Regions from separate parts of the Homo sapiens genome. Here region 2 is linked to region 1. The links are chromatin contacts, found by Hi-C or POLR2A ChIA-PET in ENCODE. All regions are on one chromosome and are shown on one strand. The core of a region is the stretch at or near the end of the contact, and the rest is flanking DNA. Distances in the headings are between cores, read along the strand shown.

The links. Hi-C counts contacts between places; a loop is a spot of excess contacts on that map. ChIA-PET counts read pairs that join two places held with the same protein, here RNA polymerase II (POLR2A). Pooled maps may share reads with other maps.
Region 2: a pooled map shows a loop between it and region 1 (5-fold over the local background). The contact joins two enhancer-like sites. A Hi-C loop is called at or near these places in 2 of 168 maps with a recorded cell type or tissue (Right ventricle myocardium superior and spleen) and 4 of 50 pooled maps. POLR2A ChIA-PET finds 5 or more read pairs at or near these places in 3 of 52 experiments (AG04449, OCI-LY7 and activated B cell).

What each region holds. Positions count from the first base shown.
Region 1 is chr16:72,830,907-72,836,555 of GRCh38, reverse strand. All of the region lies in intron 4 of ZFHX3 (zinc finger homeobox 3), which reads left to right. Among named protein-coding and RNA genes, the nearest start is that of ZFHX3-AS1, 170 kb to the right of the region's middle. RefSeq lists an enhancer at 3,269-3,438. Within about 2 kb of position 3,840, at least 3 of the 41 ENCODE cell types and tissues checked have a DNase peak (open chromatin) inside an H3K27ac peak, as active enhancers do.
Region 2 is chr16:73,213,953-73,219,910 of GRCh38, reverse strand. It overlaps a transcript of ZFHX3 not described here. Among named protein-coding and RNA genes, the nearest start is that of ZFHX3-AS3, 16 kb to the left of the region's middle. Within about 2 kb of position 4,275, at least 5 of the 41 ENCODE cell types and tissues checked have a DNase peak (open chromatin) inside an H3K27ac peak, as active enhancers do.

The sequences.
Region 1 (5,649 bases), core at 2,591-5,090:
GAGTGTACGATGTGTGATGAGAACAATTTGTATTTGTGGTAAGCAAAAACCACCTTGATTTAAGGGAAAATTCCCGAGGCAGGGCATTGTTACCCAGAAGACCTAATCGCTTGGAAGTTACCTCTCGGGCATCTAGCCAGGTTGTCAGGGCTGGAAGAACACCATGGAATAAAACCAGGGAGTAAATATTTGAGATGTGTCTGGGATGTTGCAGAGTAGGTTGCTACATTCTGGGTCTGGCTGTCACGGTACAGGTAGGATATAGCTTGGGGCTCATGGAGAGTCACTGGCAGGACTTGTGGTCACTATTCGATGAGACTCCACTTGCTCGAAAGTCACAGAGGGAGAATGGCATAGGGAGTGGCCCACCTCCATCGGTGTAGCCACAAAGATTACCACCACTAGCCTCTTCCTTCCTGGCTTAGAGAGAGAAGACGGGAGTAGAAGTAACAAGCTGGGAGCAACACAACTGCCCGTCCACCAGCATTGCAGATTGTGTTCCGTTAAAAGTTTCTATTGTAGCAGAATTATAACGCACTGGATTTTATTTGAAATAAGTGGTCTAGGCCTTAGTAGTCATCTTTTATATTGTGGGATTTGATTTGACCTGTATTTGCAAAATAAAGCCTGCATATTCTGTAGAATATTTGCAGCCAGTAGAGGTTTCCCATTGATAACAAAATGCCAAGAGGATTGGACACGCTAGAGTGTTCTGCCCTCGTTTTCCAGTTGTGCCAGCCAAGGCTTAAAGAAGACAAGTGATTGGTCAGGGTATACAATGAGTCTCAGGATGCCGCACCTACACAGGAGTTAGAGGAACGAGAGCGAGGCACATCCCCGAGTCCTTCCTTCCACCCACCACAGAGACACCAGCAAACGCCACTTGTAGCTGCCATCCTCCGTGTCAGTCTTGATGGTCAGAGTGTACCCCGCCTTTCCCACCTGCTTCAGTGGTCGTCCTTGGGTTAATTAGGTTGAAAATGGAGAAAGGAAAAGCTTTAACTCTATCTTCAAAGTAAGCAGATAGGTTATTTTGTTTTTCAAAGAAGAGGTCCTATATACAATTAAAACTTGTTTCTGGTAAACCTCATTCCAGGAAAGATGAGCTTTTAACAAAAGGCTTTTGACAGCTGCAGGCTATTTCATTTTTTTTAATGCCGAATGAAAAATCAATACATTTTTCTGGGTTATACATATTCAGAACAGGCCTGATATTTCCATTATAATGGAAAGTGGGTGTCTGTGCACATCTCGCCTGTCAGAGCTGCACCGCCGCATTTTCCAAGCCACTGCTAAATATTTCAAACCTGATTTGATTGTGGTTCATGACAGCTAATGTTTCTCAGCTCTTGAGCCTGCCGACAGGCAAACGCACTTTATTTCACCCCCACCCTCAAACATCCCACCCTCCAAAGAAAAAGGAAAGAACAATTTCATTCTTCGGGGATCACAGATTGGTGTATTATTTAAGTAACATGATCATGTGAGAGCCTCGGGTACAGATACCCTGATTCTTAGGAGAATTTCCAAATTTCTGTCACACTGAGGCACTATGGGGGCTTTGTCAGGTTTGGGGAAGGTTTGAATTAATCTGCATTATCCTGTTAAGAGTTAGGAACAGAGGGACTAGTCTTAATCATTGATTGACTCCCCTTCCTTCAAGCTTATAAGTGATTCGTAGAATACCCGCCGTGGACACGTCACTTGGCCCCCATTATTTGGGAAAATAGTACCTTTTTTTTTTTCTTTTTTAAACAGCTAGAACATTTTCTTGGGTGATGCGTTTGGGGAGTGCATACAGTGAGGTTGCGGGGTTGAATGCTGGCTTTGTGGTGATGCCACCTCTATTTTTGGCTTCTGCCTGGTGCTGCTTTCGCGAACCAATTTCCAGGTTGTTCATAAGATTGGTGCAAATTCCCATGGGGCTGCCAGTTGGCATGCTCTCCTCCTTCAGGAGCAGATTTCACCACCGATGGGGGAATTGTGCAGTCACCTTTACCAAGATGCTAAGTATAAGGTATATTAAGAGATCAATTTGCATTTGTGGTCAGCAAAACCACTTTGATTGAAGGGAAATTTTCTGGGACTGGGGTATCATCCCCTTAACTGAAGCTGTCCTAGGAAGCTTTCCCCTTTAGAAGGTATTTATCTGCTGGAATTCTTGCACTTCAGGGCTCTGCACTTAGTCAGGAAGCCTGAGTGATGAGCAGGCTGGATTTTGCCAGGCACTAGTAAGTAAGTGCTATCTGGGAGAAGCAGTTGTAAAAAGGAGGTGGTGATGGAAAGAGTTTTGTTTTGTTTTGTTTTTGAGACAGGGTCTCACTCTGTTGCCCAGGCTAGAGTGCAGTGATGCAGTCATGGCTCACTGCAGCCTCAACTGCCTGGGCTCAAGTAATCCTCCCACCTCAGCCTCCCAAGTTAGCTACGACTACAAGCATGTGCCATCACACCCAGCTAATTTTTGCATTTTTTGTAGAGATGGAGTCTCACTCTCTTGCCCAGGTTGGTCTCAAACTCCTGAGTTCAAGCAATCCACCTACCTCGGCCTCTCAAAGTGCTGGGATTTACAGACATGAGCCACCATGCCCAGCCAAAGAGGTTTTTTAAAGGCCTTCAGTCACTGTTGAACATGGAAATGAAAGGCAGAAGGGACCCTAGGAAGACACTGCAGTTTTCCAGTATTTGCTTTTATTTCCCTAACTCTTTAACATGAAAACACACACAGGAGGGGGTGCTCCAGTTTGAGGCTACTGTGGGCTTCCGTATGGGTTTTAGAGACACCTTCTCTGGTGTCTTCTAAAACACAGAGCTGTCTGGGAGGCATTGGGCCTGCTACCTCCTGCCCAGAACCAGGGCGGGACTAGGGGAGTGGGGATGACCTTCTCTCCCAGGTCCTGGCCACGCCCTTGGGAAAGCATTCCTGGTGTGCTCTGGTTGGGATTGGAAATACCATTAAATGCTTGAAGGAGAAGATGGTTTTGATTTGTCTGTTTCAGCCTTAAAAATGGCACAGTGGCTGTTATGTGTCTTGGTCTCTTTTTCTGTAGGAAAGACAGGATTTTCCAGATAAAACCGATCATCAGTCCATCAGGTCTTCACTTGTTCCCACCATCTGTCAGTAGCTAATATTATAGGGGAAAAAAATCTGCAGCCTCTGTAATAATGACCCAGCCAGTTACCAGTGACTTCGCAGAAGAGGGGGGAATGCAATCCATGATCTGTGGGGGGAAAAGCAAAAAACCTCCCCTCCATTCTCCAGCACGTGTGTATCAAATCTACATTCCTAAAGAGAACAAGGGCTAGATAACAGCCCTAGGAGCTTAGCGTGTGGACGCAGATCTCTGTTTCAAAGCGGGATGCTATTTTGCCCCTGGTTCCCACGTGTTTCCAGGGCCGGGAGACCAAGCCCTTCCCCAGGCCTGGCTCTTGGTAAGCAGCTTGCTTTATGCTTTCGGAACCAATAAAACACACCCTGCCTGCAAAGCATCGTGGGCCTGAGCTGTCCAGACAAATTTTCAGTTTGCATCTCTGTTTTTTAATCATTTCTCTACCTTTATTGGTATTCAGAGCTCACAGTTTTCCGGTTACTGTCAGCCTGGGCTTTCATCCATTTTAAAGAGCTATTTTTCCTCTTGCTGTTGATGATGATGGTATAAAGACAGATGGTGTAACTGCTTATGAATGTCCTATTTTATTTCTCCAGGACCAGACAGTTCACTTGAAGACATATATTATTTCCACATGCTCAGGTTAGGCGGTCCAGACTCCTCTGCCTCCTGCAGCCAGCTGCCCTTCCGGGCCTCGCCATGCGGAGGGCGACACCTGTAGGTCCTGGATGGAACTGCAGGGATGAGCTGGCTGGGCTGAATGGGACCTGCTTTTTAGGTGGGGGTGGGGGACTGAGGACACTGATCCCCTTGAAAGGGAGCTGGCTTATCCAGGATTTTCGTAATCATTTCTTCTTCTACCACGCATAGAACAGCCTTTTAGTGAATGAATCACAAATGATAATATTAAACCTAGGAACTCAAGAAGAGGACTTGATTTGTAAATCTTTTTAAAAAAAGAGATAAGCAAAATAAGTTCTTGAAATAACCTCTTTCGTTGATCCTCTCATCGGAACTCAGCTGCCTTCATTTTCTGCTTGCAGTAGGGCAGGGAGGGAAGAAAGCAAAAGCCCAAGTGGGCTCACAGAATGAGAGCTCCAGGAATATTCACAAAGCAACATGCAGTTTCCATGCTTGATGCATCAATGATCTGCTTATACATTACAGTCTCTAGTTTCTCAACAGATTTGTTTGGTAAGGCTCAAAGAATTGGGGTCAGTGTTGGGTGACTGTGAGTTTTTAGTGCTCTGCTGTGATAGCTGCAGGCTGTATAATGTGCTGGCTTGGAGATGGCCCCCCAGTGGGTAAATCCCTTCCCATGTCTGCTGAGCAGCACCTTCAGACACTGCACATCACCATCTCAGGGTGTTCTGTAGTTTGTAGGTATCAGACTGTCTTCATCTAAGGTGGTCATATGTATGCACTAGAGATGAGAGGCCATTGAGCCATCTCTTTGCCTAATCAAATTTGATTATCCCATTTATGCTGGAGATTGCAAATTTTTTGTGTGTGAAAAATCAGACCTTGGCGATGACCTTGGGCAGTAGGATATAAATAACTCCTACAAGCTTAGTGTTCCAATAATGGAACAATAGGCATAAATGTATCAACACTACAGATATTTTGTATCACAGCATGTATTGGGACAAATAAGGGTCCTTTAAGGGACCTAGCTCATCTGGGTAGACCGAATGCAATAATATTCATTGACCGCACGCTGGTATCACCATTCAAAGATGAATTTTATCATTATAGTGTTGAACAATTTTATTGAAATCCTAAAAATGTGCACAGAACGTCCCACCTGGACATAATGAAGATAGTTCCTGTGTCACGCTGTGTAATTTGTTATTACTCTACTGACACCTATACATGTTTACTCTACTAAATGATGTATGGTGTCAATGTGGGGCTCTATATCTGATTGACTTCAAGCTGTGGTTGCCTGATTTTTCTCTGTTTGAACTAAGGGTAGGGTAGGGAAACTTGATGTTGACTTTATTGTGCAGTGAGACAAAGAAGGAGACAGAGAAATTATATGTGGAATCCTGAGTTGGAGATGAAAATAAACAGTACCGTATTTCACCTGTATTCCCAGTGACTGCCTCATAAACTCCCTCTTGGTGGTAAGGAAGAAAGAACGTTCCGTGACACTAGTTCAGTTTTCCAGACCTTGGACCTCCATCATCTCTTGAGTCAAGACAATCTGATTCTAAATAGACATCTTCTTCCTCAGTGTTTTAGAAACCCTTTGAGACCAATTTACTTTGTACTCCTGTTACTTCCTTCGTGAGATACATTTAGAGGCTGTTTTCTAGACAGTCAGAAGGCATGACATTTAGAAAAATGGAAAAGTAGCATTGGGGTAGAGGCTGTTTTCTAGAGGGTCAGAAGGCATGATACTTTAAAATACTGAAAAGTTGAATTGGGGTTGGACAGACCTCTGGCGGTGCTGGATAGAGGCCTGATCCAGTGTTCTAAGCCAGACCCAGTACTTCCTTGCTGGGGTCTGGTCTGCTGACAGATGTGGGCATCCTTGCCC
Region 2 (5,958 bases), core at 3,026-5,525, 380 kb before region 1:
TTTCACCGTGTTGGCCAGGCTGGTCTCCAACTCCTGACCTCAGGTCATCTGCCCACTTTGGCTTCCCAAAGTTCTGGGATTACAGGCGTGAGCCACCATGCCCAGCCTCCAAACATATTTTTCAAAAGAAGTCTTGCCCAGTTTCCTGGGACCCTACTGACTGGGGGAGGCAGCCTTCAACTCTCACCAACCTGATTCCAAGATAGGACCAGTCCAGAAGAAGCCATCACAGTACTCTCTACTCACTGCCTGTAGGCCAATCCTTTATTTCAGAATTGCTTATCAGAGAACCATTTGTCAAAATACTGATAGGAAATTGCAGTACCCCTCAGACAGCAGGGTCTCATAGATGCAACAGGGCTTTGACTGTCAACTGGGCATGCCTCAGTATTATCCTGCCCCAGTTGTAGGGCATCTCTACAGTATGACATGTTCAGATACTGCCTGCACCATTCCTTAATATTTACTGTAGTTCTTGCTTTATTTCTGGCCTGCCCAACCACAGCCCTAGAGGCAAGAATGTGAACTCTCATCAAGCAGCATGGGTTGAGTGCCTGTCATGCTAGTACTTATTGATGGTGATTGACAGTACAATCTGTTAATAACATGGCGTGTTAGAAACAATCACAACAGCATAGGTCTGTATGCTGTTTCTGTGAATTTTGGTTGCCATAAGGAGAAGCAAAAACCACATCCAAGAACCTAAATGTCCATTGACAGAAGAATGGACAAACAAAATGTGATCTATCCATACAGTGGAATATTATTCAGCTATTTAAAATATGAAGTTCTGATACATGCTTCAATACGAATGAACCTTGAAGACATTAGGTTAAGTAAAAGACCAGACACAAAGGGCTACATATTGTAGGATTCCATTTATGTGAAATATCTAGAATGGACAAATCCATAGATTCAGAGAGTTGATTTGTGGTGGCCAGAAGCTGGGGGAAGAGGAAATGGGAGAATGACTGCTGATAGGTATGGGGTTTCCACCTCGTTGATGAAAACATTCTGGAGTTAGATGGTGATGGTTGCACAACATTGTGGATGTACTTAATGACACTGAGTTATATGCTTAGAATGATTATAATGATAAATTTCATGTTGTATGTGTTTACTTTTTTATTTATTTATTTTTTGAGACAGGGTCTCGCTCTGTCACCCAGGCTGGAGGGCAGTGGCACAATATCAGCTCACTGCAACCTCCACCTCCCGGGTTCAAGCAATTCTACTGCCTCAGCCTCCTGAGTAGCTGGGACTACAGGTGCACACCACCACACCCAGCCAAGTTTTGTGTTTTTAGTAGAGACAGGGTTTTGCCATGTTGGCCAGGCTGGTCTCGAACTCTTGACCTCAAGTGATCTGCCTGCCTCGGCCTCCCAAAGTGATGGGATTACAGGCATGAGCCACCACACTTGACCTGTATTTATATTTTTTAAAAAATCAAACTAATTTTAAGAAAGCTCTGGCATTCTTAAGATGCTTAAAAGAGTTAATTGGGTCGTCCCTGCAGCCAGCTCAGCACTATTCTGCATAATCCTGTGTTTCCTTATCCAAGAAGTTTCATTGGACAGACTAATCATCGCATCTCTGTTATGAGATTTTAAGACTACAATTTCTTTTAATCATTCAGGCCAAACTGAACCTGAATGAAAAAAGGAGTTTCCTTTTTCTTATTTAGGCATGGTTGTGACACACTACACAATTTTTCTGATGTGCTGTCTCTAGCCTCCTAATGTCAATAAATATCGATAAGGCCATACCATGTACTGGGCTCCATTCTGCAGGATGGGCGGTTCCACAGTACACTAAATATGGAATCACTGAAGGCCCGTTAGGTTTGGAGGGAGAGGATGGAGTGACAAAAAGCTTTTACTCTCAGAATAAAACTGGAAGACACCAGAGCTTCTATACTCTAGAAATGACTTATGGACCATATCAATCCCTAATAAATATTGTTTAGTTTTGGCTTTTTTCAATCCTGGTGTCTGCAGGTTAAAAGAGTTTAATTTTTTTTTTTTAGGTTAACTACAAAGCCACCAGCAGGGGGAAGTGTGCAAAGAGAAGTCTGGACCGCCTTGGAGCCCCAAAATGTCCTGGGCTCCTCTGTAAACAGGGAGGCTTCTTTTGTGCCTTGGGTAGAAAAAAATAAATAGCCCTATTGTGAGGCTGTGAGAGAAACAACCTTTAATCCTTGCAAAGCCCAATAATATTATGTATATTGACTGAAACCCCGTGGAGTGGGCCTGACGGGGTTTTTTCATTACCAGGGTACATTGTAACCTAGCTACCTTTGAAAAGTAACCAACATCGAGAGGCACTTGACATTTGCAAAGTATTATGGGTGTCCTCTCTATGTCTTCTCAAGTTCCCAAATTTACAATGGTCTTAATTTAAAAGTTAAGCCAGGGGATCAATTGCTTAGTGTAGGGCCAGGCTGCCCTTTTTAAAACAAAACAAAAAATACCAAACCCCTGTGGGCCAGTGTGACCTGACTTCCTTATTTGACTCAGATTTTGGTGGGTTGCATGTTGCCTTGTGTTGAATTTCAAAGGAAGGTGTCTGAACTCAAATCGGACGGTCATGTTCCACTTCTCCAGGTGTTGCTGAGGCATACGAAGGCTGCAGCAGCTGGTAATGAGTTGGTGAAAATGAAAAAGGAACATAAGTAGCTTCTTTAGCAAATCCCCTGGAAATGACATGGAGCCTTGAGGATCGATAACATCGACCCATCTGAGGGCTACAGCCCTGCTCCCTCTGACTCATCTGTAACAGTCACAGCCCAGGGAAAACAGCAACATTATTACGGGCAAAACTATGACCAAATCAACTGGGAAAATCAAACTTCAGCCTGCTTTCAGCTCACTCTATTTGGGCAATGGCAGTGGGTCAACATTAGAGCAAGGATCAGGCTGAAATCCTAAGGGAGAACTTAAGTGGACCACGGCCATGCTTTCGGAACATGTCTTTACGACCTTCAGGGATATTTGCACCACTATCTGTCTCCTACTGAAACCCAGACCGTTGTTCAGGAAGCTGAACTCCTGAATTAGAAAATTAGAGGAAGGGGAGACAGAGTCCTAGTTACTTTTTTGAAAGTGTTCAGATAATATTTGAGTCCTTTTTTTTTTTCTTTTTCTTTTTTGCGATGGACTCTTGCTCGGTCACCCAGGCTGGAGTGCAGTGGCGCGATCTCAGCTCACCGCAAGCTCAGCCTCCTGAGTTCAGGCCATTCTCTCGCCTCAGCCTCCTGAGTAGCTGGGACAATATTTGTGTCTTTTGTAGTCAAATGATCTATCAGTGTTTCCTATCAAAATCAGGCAGGCTGTAATCATTGCTAAGTAAATTCAGTTTGTTTACCATAGGTTCATGCTGAGACTACAAAGATGAATGAGTTGACTCTTGACTTTGGAGTTCACAGTCTTTTGAGGGAGATGGATATAATACTAGCGATATCCAGTTTGACAAGTACTGTTGCAGCAGATCACTGGTGGACTCTGGAAACCCAGAGGACGGGAACCAATTCAGTTGGGGAAGGATTTGCAGAGAAACTGATGCTTAAACTAGAGCTGGATTGCTGGGGACCTTGAATGACATGGCACAGAGTTTGGACTTGACCTGTAAGCAGCAAGAAGCCACAAATCAAGGGACTAACATAATCCCATGGCAGTTTTGGAAAGATAACTTAGGTGGCAAGTGTATCTGTCAGCGACTGCCACAATAATGCTGTGTAACAAAGCTTCCCGAAACTTAGCATCTTAAAACAGTAAGCATTTATTTTTCCCTTGTGTATCTATAGGCCTGCTTTGGTTCTTCTGTGCTTGACTGGAATCAGCTGAGCTTGACTCCACATTGCAAGATGGGTTCAAGTTAGTTGTGCTTTCTCATTCTTCTCAGATCAATCACTATCTAGATCATATCATTCTCATGTGAGATCATCTGAGTATAAAAGCATGAACAGAAATATGCAGTGTTTCTTGAGGTCTCCATGTAGACCCAGCATACACATACACACGCACACACACACACGTCCATGCACACACACACACCTCTCTCTCCCCATTAGCCAAGTCAAGTCATGTGATTGAGCAACAGACCAACACAATGAGGAAATAAGTTCCACCTTTAATGCAAAGAACCACAAAGTCACAGGCAAAATGTGTAATGAATAATTCTTATACACAGAGGACATGATCAGTTGTGAACAGTGATTCATTCAGCATCGGGGGGAGGACAAGCTAGGGGTGGAGAAAACACAGCAGTTTGTGATACGTTGAGTATGGGGCCATGTCAAACAGAAGGAAACAATCCATTGAGCAACACAGAGAACTCTTCTGAAACTGCAGGGTCCTACCAAGTTGGCCTCACTCATATATTTAGAACAGGGAGAAAACTCCAGATAGAACATTATTAAATGGCTGGTTGAAACATTTAGGAACTCCCAGTTGAATTATAGTCTTGGCAGCAGCTGCCTTTCAGACCCATCTGGTTTGAATTGGCAAAACTGCAGCTGTGCTTTTTGGTATGGGTGAGCCTTTCTTTTGAGTAATGGGCCTGCATGGAAGGGGTGGAGAAAGGATGAAGCCATTGTCATGAAAAATGGGTAGAGAGAACAACATAGCTACTACTGTTTTGCTTTGTAACATGGAAGTAGGCCTGTGGTTCTGGGCTGGAGGACAGATTCTTGCAGGATTACTGGGTCTCCTCGGCTTCTCTAGAGCTGTCATACCCAGTAGATGCTGTCACATCACATACTTTGGTTATGAATTGGTTGTTTTGCTTTTATGGGACTGGTATAATTAGTTTCACATTTTTAATTTATAGCATCAGCTAAGCTTTTTAATCCGTTATTTATGGCAAAGAACTAAGAACTAAATTGCCCCCTGCCCCCTCTACAGAAAGCATTGCAGTTCCATACTTTGTAATCAGTTGTTTGGCTAAGCCTTGTGGCCTTCTTAAAGGAAAAGTTTTCCCACAGAGGAGTTGGTGTGGTTTCTTTGGATTTCTTCACCCTGAATCCTGGAAACCCTGAACAACAGAAAAAAAAAAAAAAAAAAAAAAAAAGGCCTTCAGCATTTCAATGGAGTAATGTTTCTCCAAAGCCCTGCTTTAGAAGAAAGTGAAGCTGGCAGGGATGAGAAACTCATGCCAGAAAATTTCCATTTGAAGAAAGGCTCTTGTGTTGAGTTGTATTTTCTGTCTTGAGCTTCCCCCCATGTAGTACTCAGGTGTATCATAACTGAAACCACTAAGAGATCTCGAGCACATGGGAAGTGAACTCAGATGTCTGGGATATGTGTGAAGAGGTCAACACCATGAATCAAGGGTCATGAAGATTAGACAAGTGAAGAACGAAGCAGAGGGATAGACTCAGAGAGCATCCTGGTCTATATCTAGTTTATTTAACAGGGCTCTGATGCATCTAGTCTGGTTTGAAAGAACAGCTGGGAGATTTTGGAATCTTCCTCCTTTTTTTTGCAATGAATTGTATTGAAGGCCACACCGTAAGTCACCGAAAAAAAAAATTCACAGTCACACTGTAGGGCTGGAAATACAGGGCACCCCATAGCTCACACTTGGCTCTGTTGCTGAGATGGCATGAGGAGAACGTGGACTGCATCCAGCCTGGTAGCCCCAGTGGGAGCCTGAACTGTGTGTAAGCTACAGTTTAGGCTTTCATCCCGACTTTGACTCTTGGCCCAAGCCCATTTGAGCTGGAGTGTTGAAGGGTTAAAGATGAAGCACTGGGCTGTGCGGAGCAGTTTCTATAGGACAAAGGGGCACACTGACACTGAGCTGGGGTCCTCCCCCTTCCCCCTATCTAGGCTGAGGGGTCTCCGTGTTTACTGGATGTTAAATAAATACCGATTGAATCATATGTTTAATGAGGTGTATCAAACATGTAATAAGATACGTATCTATTAAACAGTTGTGAAATCTTGGTAAATATGTTCT